2 separate regions of the Homo sapiens genome follow, and region 2 is linked to region 1. Evidence: read pairs that join two places in POLR2A ChIA-PET (ENCODE). Cell type or tissue: GM12878. All regions are shown on one strand.

Evidence for each region. ChIA-PET counts read pairs that join two places held together with the same protein. Peaks named below come from ENCODE experiments on the same cell type or tissue, not always from the same donor. Only the 100,000 strongest peaks of a DNase experiment are listed, where the experiment ranks them.
Region 2: POLR2A ChIA-PET joins it to region 1 with 12 read pairs; 1 of 35 experiments calls an interaction of 5 or more read pairs at or near these places.

Annotation. Positions count from the first base shown.
Region 1 is chr17:72,003,643-72,006,142 of GRCh38, reverse strand. No RefSeq gene overlaps it. Among named protein-coding and RNA genes, the nearest start is that of ROCR, 21 kb to the left of the region's middle. RefSeq lists enhancers at 418-567, 758-1,097, 1,498-1,577 and a silencer at 1,218-1,287. In GM12878, a CTCF peak has its summit at 192; DNase peaks (open chromatin) are centred at 342, 712 and 1,172; H3K4me3 peaks cover 1,218 bases; H3K27ac peaks cover 2,273 bases.
Region 2 is chr17:72,511,350-72,513,849 of GRCh38, reverse strand. All of the region lies in intron 1 of LINC00673 (long intergenic non-protein coding RNA 673), which reads left to right. Among named protein-coding and RNA genes, the nearest start is that of LINC00673, 80 kb to the left of the region's middle. In GM12878, no CTCF peak of the experiment used is centred here; a DNase peak (open chromatin) is centred at 1,091; H3K27ac peaks cover 563 bases.

The DNA.
Region 1 (2,500 bases):
TTTGCTTCCCCTTCTGCCAGATTGTAAGTTTCCTGAGGCCTCCCCAGCCCTGCAGAACTGCAAGTCAATTAAACTTCTTTCCTTTATAAATTACCCAGTCTCGGGTATTGCTTCATAGCAGTGTGAGAATGGACTAATACACTACTCTCCCCAACCAAGCTTCAGCCCTAGCCTACCACCTGCTGTATTCTCTTTGAATTGGAGGAAACACCATCACCTTCATTTTTAGGTAAATCTTAAGCATCTTATAGCTACTGCTAAAGGCCTGGGTCAGCAAGCGCCTGAGGAGCCGGGGAAGTTTCTATCAGCAGGAATTGCAGTTCTGATGAAATTCATAACATGCCTGTCATACAGTGCTTGAGAATATGGAGGCCCAGATCTCAGATTAATACCCAGAAAGCCACATTTTATTCATGAATGCCAAGTCACACTAACCTGGGGAAGTCCTTGGAGTCTTAACTGGGACTTTCCTGACCGCTTTCTGACCTGCACCATCTTTTTTTTTTAACTGTGGTACAATATACACACCATAAATTTATCATCTTAACAATTTTTAAGTGTAGAATTTAATGGAATTAAGTACATTTACATTGTTGTGCAACCATCACGACTATTCATCTCCAGAATGCTTTTCATCTTATAAAACTGAAATTCTGTACTCACTAAACACTAATTACCTATCTCTCTTCCCTCAGCCCCTGGCAGCCACCACTCTAGTTTCTATCTCTATAGATTTGTCTACTCTCAGTATCTCATATAAGTGGAATCATATACTATTTCTCCTTTCGTGACTTATTTCATTTAGCATCATGTTCGCAAGATTCATCCTTGAGACATGCGTCACCCCTTTTTGTGTGAGGAGGAAGCGGCAGCTACACCCCTAGAAGCATTTAGGGGGTGTCGAGGAACCAACACATTGAGTCTCCGTGAGGTCATTGGGTACTGACAACAATCCAAGGTGAGATATCAATGCTAGCCTTACTTGTAACTGGTGATGATAAACCACGATCAGCAGCTCTTGACATTCCAGGGGTTCTGAAAAGAATTCTAGGAGAGAAGGACTCCCAGCAGAAAAGCACTGGGAGGCAGCTCTTACGTGCAGGCAGTCACTACATGGAAACTTGTGGTAGGGTTTCTCACTGCAGGGGAAGGCTCACTATAGCAGCACTTTCTCTCTCTATTTCACAGATGCCATCAGGAGGGATCTTTGGCTTGGGGAAACACTGTTTTCTCTTCCTGCCTTTGGGTGACTGTACAAACTTAAAAAAAAAAAAAAGAAAAAAAAAAAAAGAAACCCTCCAGCTTCAGCACAGCTCCACACAGGGTGTCTAGCCAAAATGCAAAGTTTTACCACAGTGCACAGGCAGACAGTGTTTTTCAAGTGCGGGAACAGAGTGAGGTGCCTTTCAGCACCTTTTTCGGCACTTCTTTAAAAAATGATTTAAATTGGAGGCAATAGCACCAAATGCTGAACATCTGACACGCAGACAAGACTTAATGAATCATACACTTTAACAACATCACTCTTCTCTAGCCACTTGACTTGGCGTCCATGGTTGTTGGTTTTTTCTCCCCCACAAAAACATTTGTTCTGCAGACTATTTGCTAGTTAGAGTGTCCTGGGCAACTCTTCATATTCATGGCAGGGAGAACTGGCCCAGGAAAACCTGCAGACCTGAGTTCCTCTTAGAGTCTTCTCTTTCTCTCTGGATCTGAATTTCAGAGAGAAAGGACAGCAGTGCTCCTTAGAGACTGGACTTAGAACCACCTTTAGTCTATCCCCAGCTTAATCTCTTGCAGAATATTCAAGTTGCACAACCAAATGTTTTCAACCCTACAACATCCAGCATGATCATGACTGATTTGAATCAAAATACTAAAAAGCACGTCATTTTGTAGGTAGAAGAATTCTAATTCAGAGGAAAAGACAGTAATTCTGAGTATTGCGTTGGAGTGAATCATTATCCTTGGTGTCATAAATTAAACCTCACTTGGCAGGGGATGGTAGTATAGCTCATAGCTTGCTGATAATTGCCAAGGGCACAGGCAGAGTGGACAGAGGCTGCCCAGCTTTGACAAGGATTGTGCATCAGTGTCTCACCTGCCTTTCTGATGGGTAACTGTCTGATCATTAGTCTGCTGGCACTCAGCACCATGGGCAGGGAGGATGATGAGGCCATTCCTTCTGTGACGGCAATGCATGCAAACAATTTAATCTTCCACTCCAATTCTTAATGTAAATGTTTAATATAAACCTGATGTTAACATGATGTACATGAATTTACTGGCAGGCAAAGCTGGGATTTACATTATGCTGAAAATCAGATGTTCTTTACAGCCGGGGTTGGGAAAGCCCTTAGAGATGGCAAAGATTTCTTTTTCGGTGGCAGGTGTACCATGCCCATGGCATCATGGGGGACCAGCCACTCACCAATGCTGACCCTGTGACTAGCAGGTAGAATTTAGCTAATGTCAAAAGAGTACAATGGTTCAGTAAAAA
Region 2 (2,500 bases), 510 kb before region 1:
CTGTAATCCCAGCTACTCAAGAGGCTGAGGTGGGGCTGAGTGCAGTGGCTCACGCCTGTAATCCCAGCACTTTGGGAGGCTGAGGCGGGCAGATCATGAGGTCAGGAGATCGAGACCATCCTGGCTAACATGGTGAAACCCTGTCTCTACTAAAAATACAAAAAATTAGCCAGACGTGGTGGCGGGCGCCTGTAGTCCCAGCTACTAGGGAGGCTGAGGCAGGAGAATGGCGTGAACCCGGGAGGCAGAGCTTGCAGTGAGCCGAGATTGCACCACTGCACTCCAGCCTGGGCAACAAGAGTGAGACTCCATCTCAAAAAAAAAGAAAAAAAAAATGAGGCTGAGGTGGGAGGATTGCTTGAGCCCAGGAGGTCACAGCTGCAGTGAGCCGAGATTGTGCCACTGCCTTCCAGCCTGGGAGACAGAGTGAGATCCTGTCTCAAAAAAAAAAAAATGTTGAAGATGTGAATGAATGAATGACCCCAAACTCTTATGGCTAACTTTTTTGCCACCTAGTAGACTCCAGCTGCTGCTAGGCTGGGTGTGTGTAGAATAAGGCCCTGTGAACACAGACATCCCTCTCGGGAATAAGAGCTGAGCAGTGCACTTCACGGTCCCCAGGCGGCCCACACCATCTGTTTGCTGCAGCAGGATGGCTTGGGTGGTCCATCCAGGGCCCTGCCCAGAGTCTCTTGGGGCCAAGGCTTTCCCACCCTGTCCCTCTCACTGCCCACCTCCAGGTAGGCACAGTAGGGAGGGCTGGCAGGAATGACCCAGGAGTGAAAGCAATCCTCTTGTCTTCTGGTGGGAGGATGGAGGGGCCAGGGCAAACTGTGAACCAGCCTTTGGACGGGGTACCCACCCACTTCCGTGACTCTCCTTGCCCCCCTCTGCTGGGCTCTTTAGGGAGCATCGAGCTCTCATGTTACTTTAGTGGTTGAGGCCACCCCTGGATTTCCCTCCTGAAGTGTCCCGTGTTGCAAATGGCCCTTTGTTCTTTCTTCTCTAGGGTATGGGAAATGTGGTGGCTGCCCCAGGTCTATGCAGCAGGGGAACCTGAGAGCCTCCTAAGGGAGGAGGGGCAGAGTTTTCTAGAAGCTGGTGTTCATGTAAATAACCCTGGGTGCTTCAGTGATTAGTCCCAGCTAGGAAAGTAGACAGAGAACCAACCCAATCAAGTTGTGAGAAATTGAAAGCACTCCAGCTTTCTTACAGATATTTTCTTTTTCTTTTTTTGGTCAGGGGGACGGAGTCTCGCTGTATCGCCCAGGCTGGAGTGCAGTGGCTTGATCTGGGTTCACTGCAACTTCCACCTCCCAGGTTCAAGCAATTCTCTGGCCTCAGCCTTTCAGGTAGCTGGGATTACAGGCGCATGCCACCATGCACGGTTAATTTTTGTAGTTTTAGTAGAGACAGGGATTCGCCATGTTGGCCAGGCTGGTCTTGAACTCCTGAACTCAAGTGATCTGCCTGCCCTGGCCTCCCAAAGTGCTGGGATTACAGGCGTGAGCCACTGTGCCTGGCTGATATTTTCTTTAAAATGAAATAAATATATAATTGGAGGGCATTACAGGTGATGTGAAGGTAGCAAGGCAGCTTGTGGTTTTTAAAGGAGGAGGAGTGTGGCTGTCCCTCAGTGACTCCTCTAAGTTCAATGACCTGGAGACCAAGAGAAGGGGACATTTGAGGATCTCGACCTTGTCCTTCCAGCAGGTGCTCCCAAGCCACCTCTGGGCCTGAGAATAGGCATCACATGACTCTGTTTAATCCTCCGACACAGCAAGGAGTGGCATTCTGGATCCACACTGCCTGCCTTTGAGCCCTGGCTGAAGCCTCTCTGATTCAGCCTCCTGAAGGACTTCCAGGGACTTCGCTACTTTCCCTGTCCCCTCTCACCTCCCACTATCTGCCCCCAGAGGTGTGGCTTGAGTCACCTCCTTAGGAAGTTTGTCTTTTATGTTGGATTTCTATGTAGCTCAATTACACCATGGTTATTCCTAAATGTCAGGCTTAATTTGTTGCAAGTTTTACTTGATCCCAACAGTGTGTTTTATTTACAGTAGGGAAGTCTATTCGTATAACCTCCCTCTTTTACAGTTTGTGCTTACAGAGTATGCATAACTATTCCCAATTAAAAGAAAACAAACACACACAACACTGTTGGAGTATTGCTTATAGCGCGGGGCTTTGGTAAAGCCTCACATCAGTGTGGTCCCTTTTCTCAAATTCTGCTTCATGACAAAGCCCACATACGTACACTTACACACTCCTTCAGAACGCTACAGTCTGATCTTGTAATGGCTTGGGTTTCAATTTAAGGTTGGTAGGTTGAATCACCTAAATTTTACAGATCTCCAAATAGGTCTAAAAAAGCTCCCATTCACAGAAATGTGCTTGCTTCACCCTGGAAGATACACGCGGAAATAACAGTGCTTTGGTTTTCAAGGCTTTCGTTTCTCTTTGCAGTAACTTGCTCCTCCTGTACTTAACGCAATACTCC